3 separate regions of the Homo sapiens genome follow, and all the other regions are linked to region 2. Evidence: chromatin loops called from intact Hi-C (ENCODE). Cell type or tissue: CD14-positive monocyte. All regions are shown on one strand.

Region 1 (5,000 bases), 63 kb after region 2:
TTTGAAGTCAGAGGCTCGAAAACTCCACCCTCAGATTATGCTAAGGCTGCCATTTTTTCTACATGGGACCCATGAAGGCGCATGACGCTCAATTGCGCATGCACATGTTTCTCCTTTCATAAATATTCATGACTCCTCCCATAGCTTATTGAATATGTATATTTGGCCTCCCTGCTCTGCATAAATTCCCATTCCCTTTTCCCCTCCATCAAAATATCTTCCTAGCCTGTCGGAATGGCCACCCGAAGGCCGCAACCCTTTATGAGAAATAAAGCTCTCCTTTCCAATTTTATGAACCTCATCCCTCTTCCATTGACACACTCATCCCTCAGTTCTGAGTTCTGTGTCCTGGCCCATGAGAACGCCAAGTCAGTGGAATCACAGGCAGTTTCTTGGTTCTAGAGACGCAGGTCACCCAGGCTGCATTTTGCCTGGTGGAAAAACAACTCGATCACCCCAGATTAGCAGGAGCATTGCCACAAAACATTTTAAAGGACTCTCGCTCCCCCTAGAACAATTAAGGGTTGAAGCCACAACCCTGTAGTCCATTTCTGTCTCTCTGTCTGCCAATTAGTAGACTGGGCCTCCCCGATAATTGTGATCTCAAGGTAATGGCTTAAGTAATTGATGACGTTGTCCTCATTGGGGGATCTTAGCACATCAAAAGAAGTTGAGAAAGCCAAAATTCACCTCGAGTCTGAATTAATCACTTTGTCGAGCACAACAAAGGCTCTCTGCTTTGCTAATAATCCCAGATGAGGTAGCAACCCTCAGTTAAATAAGGAAACTGTGGTGTCTTTAATTAATGTTTCAAAGCGCTCAGACTTGCTTTTTTCACTCGCTTTATTTTTATGAAAATGGAGGCTAGTGAAGGCAAAGCAGATATTTTCTAAACTTCTCAAGTTCAAGAAGAATGAGGCCTGGCTTCATTGTAGCTCACAGAAAAGGATCTGGGGGCTCTGGTTGACCACAGGGGCAGTCTGTCGTTGCCTAGGTCAGAGGAAGTTAGTCCCAGTGTATGGCTCCAAATGCTACCCTGTGGTCTTAGTACTTCCCCTTGCTCCAGATATGGCTTCTGGGACGACAAAACCTCCCACTTCCTCCTAGCACTGCTGAATCAGCCTTTCTAGGCTGCAGCTCAGAAGCCAGCTGCCTTCTAGCCTGCTCTCTGTCTGACATTCTGATCTCAAATTGTCTTTCATGAGGCCCACTTCACCTGGCAGCCCAAGCCTCCCCAGCCTCCTGACATCCCCCACTCTGCTTGACCTTCACCTTATCCCTTTCACTACTTCCCAAAGCCCCAGGGCAGCCCACGCCTGACATCCAGTCACACTTCAGGCTTCAACTCAAGACCGTGGGGCCAAGTCAGAGCCCCAGGTTCTGTGTGTTTAGAATGGGAGTTTGAACACATTGCTGTGTTGGTCTGATCCCAGCTACACAGCCATCTTTAAAAGGACTTTGATACCTGTCTTAGTTTGTTTTCTGTTGCTTATAACACAATACCTGAACCTAGATAATTTATAAAGAAAAAGAATTTATTTCTTACAGTTATGGAAGCTGAGAAGTCCAAGGTTAAGGAGTTGCATCTGGTGAGGGCCTTCTTGCTGGTGGGGACTCTGCACAGAGTCCATTTATGATAGCTTTGCCCTCATGACCCAGTCACCTCTTACAGGCCTCACCTCTCAACACTACCACATCGGGGATTAAATTTCAACATGATTTTTGGAGGAGACAAACATTCAAACAATAGTAACACCCCTAAGGCCACTTGAAAGCCAATGAGCAGGATGCGGAGGTGTGAAAGCCACTTAATGCAGTTCAAAGATACTTACAGAGTAGATATCATACAAAAATGAATAAGATACATCCTAGCCTCCAGAGAGCTTATCCTACAGAAAACAGGAGAACTAAGGGTTTACCTTGGACTTGGGGAAGCTGAAATCACTGCCTTCACATGCTTGTTATCTTGTCTAATAAACCCCCTTGGCTTCTAAATTGATGACCATCTTTGAAACTTCATGCTATCTTTGGGTCTTTCCTTTGATCCTCATCTGCAGTCAATCACCAAGTTCTGTCAACTCTGCCTTCAACACATGTCTTGAGTGAGTTCTTCATTCTTACTCCTAACTGGCACTGCCCTATATCAGGTCGTCGTCTCTCCCTTGGGCATAGAGTTTTCAGTAGGGTCCTGAACTGGCCTCCCAGCCTCTAGCTTCTCCTATCATCCTCCAATCAGTCCTCCACACCAATGCCAGAAGAAGCTTGCTCATATGCAAATCTCATCATGTTGCAGCCCTGCTCAGAATTCTTCCTTGGCTCCCTGTCACTTTCAGTTCAAGCACTAACCTCCTTTATTTGGCACCTAGGGTCTTTGGTGATCCGGCCACAGCTTGACTGCTAGCCTCACTGTAAGTCATCTCTGTCCCTAAATTAGGCTTGGGCAATCTTGCATGACTCACACGTTCCTAGTTACGCCATGTCGTTTCACCGTTCTGGGCTTTTTCCCAGGCTTTTCTCTAGGGCCAAGACAAAGGAGAGGCAAGAACAAACCTAGGGTACAAAATTTAAGGAGGTCCTCACTCTCAGGGCTGTACAAGTGCCACCCCTGCTCTTGTACAACCCTGAGAGTGAGGGCCTTCTTAAATTTTGGGCCTAGGTGCTTGCTTCCTTCTCTCACCCTTGTCCCAGCCCACTCTCCTCTCTGCTGATGCATCCACTCTTTCTCCATTTGCAAAGGCCAGATTGCTCTTCGGCTTTCTGCTCAAGGGTTGCCTCCTCCAGGAGCCCACCCAGGCTATCCTGGGCACATGGAGATGTTTTCCTTGGCCACTCAAAGAGTTCCACTGATTCCCTACTGGGGATGATTGCCAATGAAGAGCAGGAGAACACAATGTATTATTTGTAGGAATCTAATCCTGTCTACGTTCATTATTTACTGTACCTGATTCTGTTTCCATCATGTGGGCTTAGTCATCTGCAGTTAATCCTTTGTTTTTATGAAGTCCTTAAAGAACCCCTGAGACTTGTGGTGAAAGAGGGACATCTGCCTCCGGTGAACCCCAACAGATAGTTAAATTAGAGCCCAGAGGGGTCAGCTGGGGCTGCCCCTGCCTCTGGATCCTGCGTAATAAAAGGAAACAGTTACAGGATGCTTCCTGTGAGCCAGGAGCCCGGCTGAGTGCTTCCCACACATGAGCTCATTTACTCCTCCCCAAATTCTGTGTGGAACATGCTGTTATTATTATCTCCGTTTTGCAGATGGGAACACTGAGGCTCAGAGAGATTAAGTAACTGGCCCAAGGTCACACTGCTAGTGAGTAGCACAGCTGAGATTCGAACCCAGGCTGTCTGGCTCTGGAGTCTGTGCTCACCATTACCAGGCCCTACTGTTTCTCACTTTACATTTGCAGAGCAGCCAGTTGCCCAGAATCCAACCTATCTGTAAGACGGGGGATGCGAAAAGCCCCTGTTTGTTCAAGTCTGTGGGTTGAGGGCTCTGAGTCCCCTGTGAAAAGGCAGATGCCATCTTACAGGACGCTATCCCCAGGGTTCAAATCAGTTGATCAGATTAGCCACTAAGTCAACAGGGCTTCAAGACTTGAAATAAGGACAGATAAATCTGTCATTATCTCCTCTGCACAGACCAGGTCTTCACTTCAGTAAAGTTTGAGCCCAGAGGGGTCAGCTGGGGCTTCAGTAAAGTGAAGACCTGGCTTGTGCAGAGCAGACAGGTTGCTTCTTTGGCCAACTGTGTGTGTGTGTGTGTGTGTGTGTGTGTGTGTGTGTGTGTGTGTGTGTGTGTGTATTGGAGTAGCCAAGGTTGGTACACAGGGGCATTGAGTACTGGTAGTGGGTGCTCAGAATAATTCTAGGTTCTTTTGTACCCAGCCGAGTAGGCATTTAAAAAATGTTTGCCAATTGGATAAGAAGTTATGTCTTCATAAACCCAGCCAATATTTCCACCTTTCTATTGCACTATGACCCGTCCAAAAGGCCTGGGAAATACCAATTTTGCCTTTGAGCTTGGCAGACAGTTTAAAGAGCTTGGGTAACTCAAAGTAACAAAAGAATATTGTTAAGAGTTTCAAAAAAATATTTATAATCCCCTTGCATCATGTTTGTTCCTGTAATCCCCCAGATCTTTGTCTTGACCTAATTCTTAGCAAGTTTAGCCACTGACCTTTGATCATCTCTTAGCTATAATGATCAATTGTGGGTCTAGCTGGAAATTGTACAGGACAAAGTCAAAAGGCAAGAGTTCTAGTCCAAGAGCCCTGAATCTCAGTGCCCGTTGTTCCTCAGTGTGTTTGCTTCTGGCTCTCACCTCTCTGGGTTCTGGAACACAGCCACAGGTGGAGACCCACAGAACCTGCCTGACCTTCCGAACAGACCACTTTTCTGGGTTTGGCCTCTTGCCTGCTCCCTGCAACTTATAATCCCTTCCATTATTAGAGTCCTCAGTCCTGACCCTGCCTGGTCCCAGCCATTCCTATCTCAGCACCTATATTAGTTATCTACTGCTGTGTCACAAATTGCCCCCAGACCTAAGTGACTGAAGACAACAAACATTCATTATCTCACAGATTCTGAGGGTCAGGAGTCTGCGAGCAGATCAGCTAGGTGCTTTGGGTTCAGGGTCAAGCTGGAGAATGGTGTCCATGCTTGCTTATGGAGCTGTAGCTGGCTTTGCCATATGAGCCTCTCCCTATAGGGCTGCTCAACATGGCTGCTGACTTCCCCAAAGTAAGCAATCCAAGGGAGAGAGCGAGCCCAAGATGGAAACCCCAGTCTCCAATAATCTAATCTTGGAAGTGATAACACCATCACCTCTGCTGTATTCCACTGGTCATGCTAACTGACCCTGGTACAATGGGGGAGGGAGCTATGCAAGGGTGTGAATTCCAGGGCAAGGATCCAGAGGGCCCTCTTGGAGGCTGTCTACCACATCACCTGTGCCCTATTGTGAACAAATGTGGTGAAATTACATCCTTTTCCAAAGT
Region 2 (5,000 bases):
GCCAGCTGAACAGAGCGAGGTGCTTCTAAGGACTCCAAGAGATAGTGTTATACCTCAGTGGTTGTAATGTGAGTACAGAGAGCCAACTTGTTTATGCCAACTAGTCTGCAAAAATATTAATATCAAAAAGAGGACCACGGTCACAAAGACTAGGTACCACTGTTACAAACGTTGTTTCTAATTCTCACACAACCAGGCACAGATGAGGACAGCCATCGTGCAACTTGTCCCCTTCCCACCTGGAGACGTGAAAGACCTGGCACTGTCCCCTCATTATATTATAATCAACTGAGACTCAAGAATTCTGTCACTTGTATAACCCCAAATTCTATACTTGAGGCCATTGTCAATTTATATCTATTGCTATCTGGCTGTACAAAGATTTGAACCAAATAGGGCTTATATTTTGGTGGTTTGAAATAGTAAAGGTGTCCCTTTTACTAAAAATAGAGTATAAAAAAATTAAAATGTAAAAAAAAAATACCAAAAATGAAAACAGTAGTGGTCTTACTCTTCTACATGTCAGTTTTCATTCATTCCCTCTGCTGGTAGAAGGTGGCCATAGATTTGACATCATCTTCGCTCTCTCTGTGGGAGAGTGTGACTGGCCTGAGAGAATGGCCTCCGGGTGAGGTTGTGAGATGTGTCCACAGCTCGAGGGGTCAGCTCAGGGGCATGTGGTGGCTAAAAACAAATTTGGGCTCTATCTGCCTAGTCAGCTTCAGCTGCTGGAAAGGGGCCTCTTCTAATTATGGCAGTCCTGCCTGACGGAGTTCCAGCATTTTATCCACTGGGGAGGAGGAGGAAGCCAGGCGCTTGGAACTGTGCTTCTATCAGCCCCAAAGCTGACAGTGAGGGCCCCTCCTGAGCGGGGAAGGGAATCTGGGGGCTTGTTAACTCTTATCTTTGCAGGAAACTCTCCAACAGATCTCAGCAGAGTTTCTGGCCAGAAGCAGTGTTCAAGAAGGACAAGGGTGTTCCTGATATTGCACTTGACATGCTTGGCTGCGAGAATAAATTTTCCTGAGGGGGCCTAAGAGGGGCTTGTTCCTTGTACCTGAAGCTCCAAGTGGCTCTATGGGACGCTGGTGGGACTCCGTGGCTCCCTGTGGCTGCCAACGGTCACGTGAACTGGGCACCAAACAGACCTTAGGGATTAGCTAGTCTAATGTATTTTACACAGGAGGAAATTGAGAATCAGGAGGTTAAAGGATTGTCTGAAGGCCACACAACTAATAAGAGGTAGCAAATCTGGAATCTGATTTCATTTCTTTAAACTAAAATCAAAGACATTTCACCATACTACTGAGCTATGGCTTAGAAGAGGGAAAATGGGAAGAAGAAAGGGAATGTCATAAGAAGGAGATTGGGGCGGAGAAAGACAGGGAGGATCAGGACTTAGTCACTTGATTTCCATGGAATGTTCTGGAATATATCCATTGAGAGATAAGAATTGATTTTATGGTTTATTTCTCTATTCTCATGCCTAAATTGTAGATATTAATCTCCTGGTTTACACACTTATTTCTACTTCTGCCACGACAAAAGTTAGGGAAATATGGCATAAATATCAGAGCAAGCTTTTACTAATTTCTTTTTGTTAAAAAAATATATAAAGATAGCTTCCTGCTGAACCAAGAGTCTAGTAAGACACAAAAATATGAAATCATTTTCAACAAGGTCTTGAAATTTTAGAAAAATCTCTGCAAGGCAGAGAGAAGTACATTTGAGCATTGAGAATCAACACCACTTAACACTATTCCTGTGTTCCCAAGGCATCACAAGACACTCAGTACTTTTAAAGATGTTAGAATTAAAACTTAGCTACCATGTTGGAAACGAAGCTCAGTGTGTTGTACTGATTAAATGTAATGCCATGGATCTGGCTTTTCTAGGACTTAGCCATGTCCAGACATTAGAAAAGCAGGTGAAATGGGAGACCTGCAGGGGACAGGCATCCCATTGCGACTGTCACCTGGGAATTCCAATGGGGCAGCCCATCCTGCAACAGGAAGCTTCCAGTTCAGATTGGAGGGTTTCCTATGCACAGCAAAGACCTTTCGCCATACCACTGGGCTATGGCTTAGAAGAGGGGGAAATTAAAAGAAGAAAGTGGGTGTTATAAGAAGAAGATTGCGGCAGAGAAGGAGACGGAGGTCACATAAAACAAAGAGGCCTCAAAATAGAGACGGGGGCAGGCAAATGAGGTTGCACACCTGTGTTTCTGGTTTCACTGCCCTCTGTAGTCTGTTTGTGCTTTCAGGAAGAACTTCTCCCTTGCTCAGAGCTGTAGACCCGTAATGTGAGTTGACCTTTCTCAAGAAATGCACAGCTAAAAAAAGTTGGCAAGGTTTGACTGAAGCCATGAGAGCTTCCCTAGGTCATGCATGGCAACCACTCTCACAAGTAAAATCTTGATGCACATGTTTGAACATCTGAGTGTCTTCATTTACTCAATGTTTGATTTAAGAGAAAGAGAACCAGGAACTCCAGGTGAACAGTTTTCAAAAACTGTCAGTGGTTACAGGTGTAGGAATGAGTTCAAGGGGGGCGGTTTTATGGCAAGTCTGCCAAGGGCCCCTCTCTCCTCAATGGATGCCAGCAGGCGGGTCCCTGTGGCCCCCGCACAAGGGCGTCTGACTCACCTGTAGCCCTGAATTGAGCTTTCCTTGCCAATTAGCTCTGCAATGAGCCAACATACTCTTTTCTTCCTTCGATAGGAGGCTGCTGCAGATACAGAGGACAGGAAGGTTTCCAGTGACTAATTTGCCTATAACTTTAGTCATCTTCACCAATGCCAAGGAGTTTGTGGTTTCACAGTGACTCATCCTGCAATGTTCACAGCTGTGTGGAGAGCGAGTGAAGCAGCCCCTGAGAGGCTGAACCTGGGGCAGCCAGGGTGCCGGGTATTGATGGTTCGGGATAAAACCACCCACCACGTCCATCACATGGCTTTGGACGTGACTCTTGTGTGTCAGTGGTGTGGCTCGACCTGTGCCTGGAGAGGTGACCTCTGTGTTGCTCATGAGGACCTGAGAGATGGCACTCCATACTGCCACTCCAGACCAGAACCCACATCTCCAAAGCACTAGGCTTAGTGTTTTGACACATCCCTGACATGCCTATCTGACCAGACCAAGCTAACATGGGCCAAAGACTGGCTTACCTCTTATCACCCTTCCCACAGCTCCCTAACTCTAGGCCTTGATAGGAGGCCAAGAACAAGAAGTTCTGCCTCTGGTTGTGACCATTTCTGCTGAGTCATGTGGACTCAGCTCCATTTTCCACAGATATTTAAAAAAGAGCTGCCCTATGGTTTCATTAGGTACCGTACCTGACAGCAAAGAAGAGCTCATTGAAAATATCTAAATAGAAACATCCGAGTCCTGATGTACCAGGACGACTGAGCTTCTATAAGTGCCAAGAAGATTGATTTGGGTTTAATGATAAGCTGTGGTTGCACCATCATGGAGCAGTTTCAGGAAGCACTGAGGACATTGATAGAGACCTACAAGGTCCACGTGGAAAATGAGCAAGATGAAGCAGAGACATTGCACAGACTCCAGAGGCCCAAAAACTGTGAATGGGAAAGCATGACATTAAGAACTGCCGCTCCGGATCCAACCCACAGTCTGCTCCAGCCAGTGTTCTGGAGTTTGGAAAAGAATATTTCACAGGATGATATTTGAATTCACACATTTGTTCAATGTTGTTGTATGTCAGGGAGCTCCCTGTTGCATCACCCCCACCTCCAGTGAATATGCTCTATGGATCCCTCATGGGATGCTTACGGCTCATGTCAAATTTCAGAGCTAAATCCAGCTTCCCAAATCAGGGCCCTTCTCCACCAGGCTGTCCAGGGACAAAACTCAACGTAACTCAAGCCTGAATTTGTGAGCAGACATGGGCTCTCCCTGTTGGAGAATGAGAGCATGCATTATTTAAATTCCTTTTCACTTAATTTATCAAACTAATATGCCGAGGTATTTTCTGTATCACAAGGGACCGTTTGGTAGCAGCCTGCATGGAGTAAGCATTTAATGTTTACCGAGTGAATGTATAATAAAGCTGAATTGCTGAACGCTTAAGTAAACATGGCCTATTAGAGGGAAGGCAACGTGGTGTCAGTAAGGAGAAATCACGTCTCACTAATCTCCTTGAGTTCTTTGAGCAGATAAATAAGCATATGGATAAGAGGGAACCACAGAACCCAATTTAATTTGACTTTCAAAAACCTGTGAGAAAATCCCACTTTAAAGACTGTTTTTTAAAAAATTGAGTCACTAAGGGTTGTTTTACCATCGATATGGAATTGGCTTAAAGACCATAAACAAAGCTACACATAAGTGGATGCATTCCCAGATGGAAAACTATAAACACTGGGATTTCCTGGAGATCTTATCTATGATGGGTCTTTTTACGTGTTTGTGAATGACCGAGACGAAGAAGACTATATTGCAACTCCAGGTTCAAGTAATACCTCATTCTTCTGGGAGGAATGTCAAGTTGATGGAAATTCCATTCAGTTGGAACAAGAATATATTGGATGCTGAAGAGTCAATATGTGTTTATGTCATGGGGTTTAAAAAAAATACAAGATACAGTTCTTGGCCTTAAAGAGCTAATAATCAAGCTAGAGTGAAAGCCATATCCTCCTTCACTGTAAATACTGGAAGGCACAAGGGGATCAACTGTGACAACGAGTGACACACATGGTGAGCGCTGCCAGAGTTCAGGGAAGGGGAAAAGTGCATGTGGATGGAGGCAGGGAAGGCTTCCTGGAGGAGGCAGTATCTGAGGAGTGTCTTGAAGAACAGCAAGAGTTTGGATGGGTGTGGAAGAGGTGGAGGGTTTTCTTGTGAGAAGCAGTAATGTGTCACCTGCCAAGTACTGTGTAGAGGGAGAGGTTATATGCATGATCCCATGTGGCTTTATGACAGCCCAGTAAGGTGGATCATATCCCCCAACTCCAGGCCTTGAGAGGAGGCCAAGAATAAGAA
Region 3 (5,000 bases), 240 kb after region 2:
CTGCAAAGCTCAGTCAAGCTAGGGGCAATATAATGAGGTATGTCTCTCTATATATATGCCCCTCCCCAAATTCCAAGCCCATTCAGTGTTTAAAACTATTTTCTAAAGTATTTGTAGCCCTTCAAAACCACAGGAGAGTGAGTAAGACCTAACTGTTGGTGTAATACAGAATAATGAATCTATCTATTTTACTCTGGAAAGGACATAGCCAACCCTCATGAAGCTGTATGACATGCCATTGCCTGCCAATGGTATGAATGCCATTGCCAGGGTATGACAGTGGCAGCCAACCTCCAGGAAGGCCCCTAATGACCCTCACCTCCTGGTATTCACCAGGATTGGTCTGTGTGACCCAGAGAATCTGGCAGAAATGACGGTGTTTCACTTCCAAGATTAGATTCTGAGAGGTTCTGCAGCTTCTGTCTTGGTATGCGTGTGTCTCTCTCTCTGGTATTTCTCGCTTTGGCTCCCGTGTTGTGAGCAGTCCTGTGGAGGCCCCCGTAGGGAGGAGCTGAGGCTCACAGACCGCAGCTGCCTTGGGGAGCTTGGAAACATCTTGATCGCAGCCTCATGAGGGACCCTGCACCAGACCCGGCTAGGCCGCTGCTGAAGCACTGGCCTAGAGCAACCATGAAGTAATGGTTATTTTAAGGCACTAAGTTTTGCGGTACCTTGTTACACATTAACAGGCAGCTAATGCAGTCTCTGTTCGCATTTTTATCCTCGTGTGTGGCACGCGTGTTATATAGTTAAGCATGAAGCAGGTCACGTCCAGGCTCCGAGGTGAGAGCCAGGCCCTTCCAGGTAATGCTAAATATTGTACAAACAGCAAGGTTTTGTTCATCAACCCAGGAGTGACCTTACTGAGTGGCGTGTTGGTGGTAAAAATGCCTTATATTTAAGAGAGAACACACATTCTCCTTTCTCTCCCACCAGAAAGTCTGGTTCTTGCTGCTCTGTCATTTCCCAGAAAGGACCAGCCTCTCTTGCTCCACCCCACTTCCTGTCTGTGGCCCTGTGATGCCAGGGGGCCCTCCACTGTCCTACAGAGGAGGGGACAAGGGGCAAGAGGGGCCAGAAGCATCTCTGGAATGCACACAGCTCATGAGCAGCTAGGCTTGCTCCAGCAGTCACATGTCCTGACTGGAGTCTTCCAGCGCCTTCTGTCCCCTCTGTTAGAAGAAAGGGGAACGCGGGTCCTTAACACAGTGCTTTTGGGAGATTGCCATTGACTCAGAGTCTGAGATTTACCATTAGGCGCATTTGAAACAATAAACATGCATGGAGCACTTACTGTGTGGCAGGACATGGTGCAGGGTGCTGTGGGGAGGAGATGAGTAAAACAGTGTTCCTGCTCTTGAGGAGCAGTCAAGCACAGTCATTACGGCCCCACCCACCACAGGGACCCAGAGGAGGGCACAGGCACGCAGCGGGAGGGATGAGGGAAAGCTTCCCGTAAGAGGTGGTGTCCACACTGCACCTGAAGAAGGTGGAACTGACATCTCTGTCCTAGGTGCCTCAACAGAGCCCTTCATTCCAACCCCTCATTGCACATGTATAGTTACAGGTCTGGCTACCCCTGCTCATGGATGAGTTTCTTGAGGCTAGAGATGGGTTTTACCCAGTGTTCCTGGTGCCAAGCCCAGGTCTTGACTCACTATGGGCTCTCAGTGGATGTTTGATGAGTGAGTGAGTGAGGGCATGTGGTGGATGATGAGGCTGGAGAGGTAACAGGACTGAATCATAAGGACCTTGCCTGTCGTGAATATTGAACAGCTTGGCAATAGAGGGGGTTTTCCTTCTGAGGAGTGGAAGCAACGTGGTCTATGGTATGTGCCAAGTGAGGGCAGAAGCTGGGGCAGTAGCCACATTGGCATCTCACCATGAGTCCTCTACATGGCCCAGGGTCTGTACCAGCATGACATAAGCCGTGCACGAGTAACAGGAGTGTCAGCCAGATCCGAGGGCTCCACTGTGATGCCTGCCCTGGAAAAGATAGAGCCCACTCAGGCCAGGCCATGGTGGTTTGAGCACCTCCAGCACCAGGGGAGATGCTGTCCTAGAACCAGGGCCCCCAGTCAGTGGACAAAGAAATGTAGGAAGATTCCAGCTCAGAGAACATCAGACCTTCTGCTCCCTGGAGCAGTGGTGGCTGCATGGACCCAGGGCTTGGTGCATGGAAAGTCCAGGCTCCGCACGCTGTGACTCTCCTTAAAGTGAGAATATTTTTCCCAGGAGTGCAAGGGCCTTTCATGTGAGGAGTTTTAAATGTGCTCTCTGGTGGTAGCCACAGCATCCTTAATTTTCTTGTACAGCAAAAGTCAATTTGGAATTGCAGGAAAGGAGGCTTTGTTCTCAGGTGATGTTGAGCAGCCTCTTTTGTGGTCACCTCTTGACACCCACACTGAGCGGGAGGAGGCGAGGGGAGTGCAGCACTGGCGCTGATTATAGAAAACAGCAGGGGTTCCGGAAGAAGCCTTTGGCTTTGGAATTGGGTTTGTGCTTCCATTTAAATGTGGAGGTGCCAGGTGTTCTGATAATTTCACTGCAAAATTTTGAAATCCGCTAATAAAGACCATTTAGAAGGACCTGAGAAGTGGGCTGTGTCCTCCCTCCTCTCCCACCCACCTCTCTCCTGCCACCAGCTCTGACCTGGGATGGACGGCAGCATGCTTCTGTTATCAAAACAGGCCAAAAAGAATGAAAAGCTAAAAGCAGGGAAAACTTCACAAGTTTAGATAAAGTTTTCAAGTGATTAAGTGCTGTGGCAGTGAAAACATTGACCCAATTGCAACTTGTAGGCTCCATCAGAGAGCTGTGGTTGACGGGCTCTCCTGTACATTTATATCAGGAGAGATGTGTTACCGGCTCCCTCAGAGTGTAAAGTGTACCCAAAATAGAGCTTGAAGAGTGGCTTTATCATGGAGTGACTCAGCGCCAGCTAAGAGGAAAGATGAATATAGCGTGACGATGTTCTCCACAGGAAACCCATGGCACGAAAACCAGGGGCGGGGAGGGTGCTTGTAGCACAGTGGCCCTGTGGCTGCCTCACTGGGCCCATGGCTGAGTAATGGGCTGACTGATGGCAGCCCTGTGGAAGCTGGCCTCAGACAACACAGGAAGCCCGCTCAGATTGTCTCTCAGAGCCTGTTCCCAAATGGGAAGCCACCAGCAAAAAAATCCCAGTGGGCTGTGCTCTTCATGTCCTGGTTGGGAAATTCAGGAAGCACACGTGAACACACACATGCCACAGACATGAAAAAGGTTCTGTCTTCTGAAGGCTGTTGGCCGATCTTAACATGAATTTTAAAAAATGATTTGCTACATTTGAGGCATTTCTTCAAGCCAGTTTTGGACACAATCCCTGGTTACTTTGTTCCTGGGGACATTCAGTACCCATGTCTGCCAAGCCCTGTAGTTTTGAAAACATCCCTGGCCCTCACAAAAGCCCTCATAAAACAGCATCCCCTCAAAACCCAAGGCACCTGGTAAGGAAAGAATTAAAGCCAGTGACGTGAATTTAATGTTCGATCCCAAAACCAGAGTTGACTTGGCTTGTCTGGGTTGTTCACCCAGGGGAGGGCTCTCCTCCACAAGGCCCAAGCCCTACTGGGGCTGCTTGGGCACCAGCCACGCTGTGGGGAGGGTGTTAATCGTGACTGAATCGTGATTCCATGTGGGAAACAGTCCTGCAGTCGGGGGACAGGAGGAGCCAGGCTGGAATCCAACACAAACAGTCCAGGGGCAGAGGGAACATTCCCGGGTACCTGTGTCCCTGAGTGACTTGAAAATGCTGAACTTATGCTGAATTCTGTTTAATGATTATTTGCGGGAGGGGAACAGGCATTCTTAAGAGATCGGTTTACCTTAGGAAATCCTGTACTCCCCCTGCTTTCCGGCCTTCCGGCCTCCTTGTATCCTGCACACGCTATTCCTTTGCATACATTTGCAGCGAACTTTGCTCCCCAGGGTATCTGGCTTTTGGGATAAAGACTAATGTCCATGTCAAAATGATTCTTGATAAAAGCATCCTAGATGTTAAATATTTATTTTAAGCTAAATGTTCTACTTCTGAGAGGTTAAAAAACAAATGCCTTTTCATGCAGAGCCTTTTGCCAGTCAATGTTTGAGTTTCTTTAGGCTTTTTTATTTGGCTCTGCAGCAGCTAGCTAACCAACTGCATTCCTGAGATGAGCTGACAAGGAGGCAGAAATGAAGAAATAAACAAAAAGCCATGTTAATTTCAAGCTTCAGTAGGAATACAAAGAGAAATATTAACATTTGCTGAATGACAAATAATGAAATGGCTGGAAAATTTTAATGCTTCTAGCATGCTTTTATAAGCTCTCCTGGAATTTTCCCCCCATCAGGTATTGCACATTTATAACCAGCAGTGCACCATGTAAAGGCAGTTCGATAGGTTGTTTAATTTAAAGATTGGTATTTCTGAGCATATAGTGTTCCTAATGCAATTCCTAACCCCATTTACACTTCTCTGTCTACCCGAAGTACCCACATCTTCTTAGCATAATCTTTATAATTGTTTGTTGCTATGGTTTTAATGGGTCCCCTTCAAAATTCAGGTGTTGCCAATGTGAGAGTATTAAAAGATAGGGCCTTTAAGAGGTGATTAGGCCGTGAAGGCTTCTCCCTGGTGAATGGGTTTAAGGCCCTTTAGAAAAGAGGCTTCATCATTCCCTTTGAAAACTGGCACAAGACAAGGATGCCCTCTCTCACCACGCCTATTCAACATAGTATTGGAAGTTCTGGCCAGGGCAATCCGGCAAGAGAAAGAAATAAAACGTATTCAAGTAGGAAGAGAGGAAATCAAATCGTCTCTCTTTGCAGATGACATGATTGTGTGTTTAAAAAACCCCATCGTCTCAGCCCAAAATCTCCTTAAGCTGATAAGCAACTTCAGCAAAGTCTCAGGATACAAAATCAATGTGCAGAAATCACAAGCATTCTTATACACCAATAATAGACAAACAGAGAGCCAA

The links. Peaks named below come from ENCODE experiments on the same cell type or tissue, not always from the same donor. Only the 100,000 strongest peaks of a DNase experiment are listed, where the experiment ranks them.
Region 1: it touches region 2 in a loop (2.3-fold over the local background); 4 of 110 quality-filtered maps call a loop at or near these places.
Region 3: it touches region 2 in a loop (2.2-fold over the local background); 2 of 110 quality-filtered maps call a loop at or near these places.

Annotation. Positions count from the first base shown.
Region 1 is chr7:139,851,740-139,856,739 of GRCh38, reverse strand. The region is part of intron 1 of TBXAS1 (thromboxane A synthase 1); the gene reads right to left. Among named protein-coding and RNA genes, the nearest start is that of TBXAS1, 25 kb to the right of the region's middle. RefSeq lists an enhancer at 837-916. In CD14-positive monocyte, no CTCF peak of the experiment used is centred here; DNase peaks (open chromatin) are centred at 679, 1,069, 2,449 and 3,049; H3K4me3 peaks cover 3,030 bases; H3K27ac peaks cover 5,000 bases.
Region 2 is chr7:139,914,447-139,919,446 of GRCh38, reverse strand. The region is part of intron 4 of TBXAS1 (thromboxane A synthase 1); the gene reads right to left. Among named protein-coding and RNA genes, the nearest start is that of TBXAS1, 88 kb to the right of the region's middle. RefSeq lists enhancers at 2,240-2,539, 2,442-3,641, 4,543-5,000. In CD14-positive monocyte, no CTCF peak of the experiment used is centred here; a DNase peak (open chromatin) is centred at 2,806; H3K27ac peaks cover 1,898 bases.
Region 3 is chr7:139,678,949-139,683,948 of GRCh38, reverse strand. The region is part of intron 2 of HIPK2 (homeodomain interacting protein kinase 2); the gene reads left to right. Among named protein-coding and RNA genes, the nearest start is that of HIPK2, 97 kb to the left of the region's middle. RefSeq lists enhancers at 1,106-1,275, 2,252-3,451. In CD14-positive monocyte, no CTCF peak of the experiment used is centred here; DNase peaks (open chromatin) are centred at 1,218, 1,728 and 3,068; H3K27ac peaks cover 3,937 bases.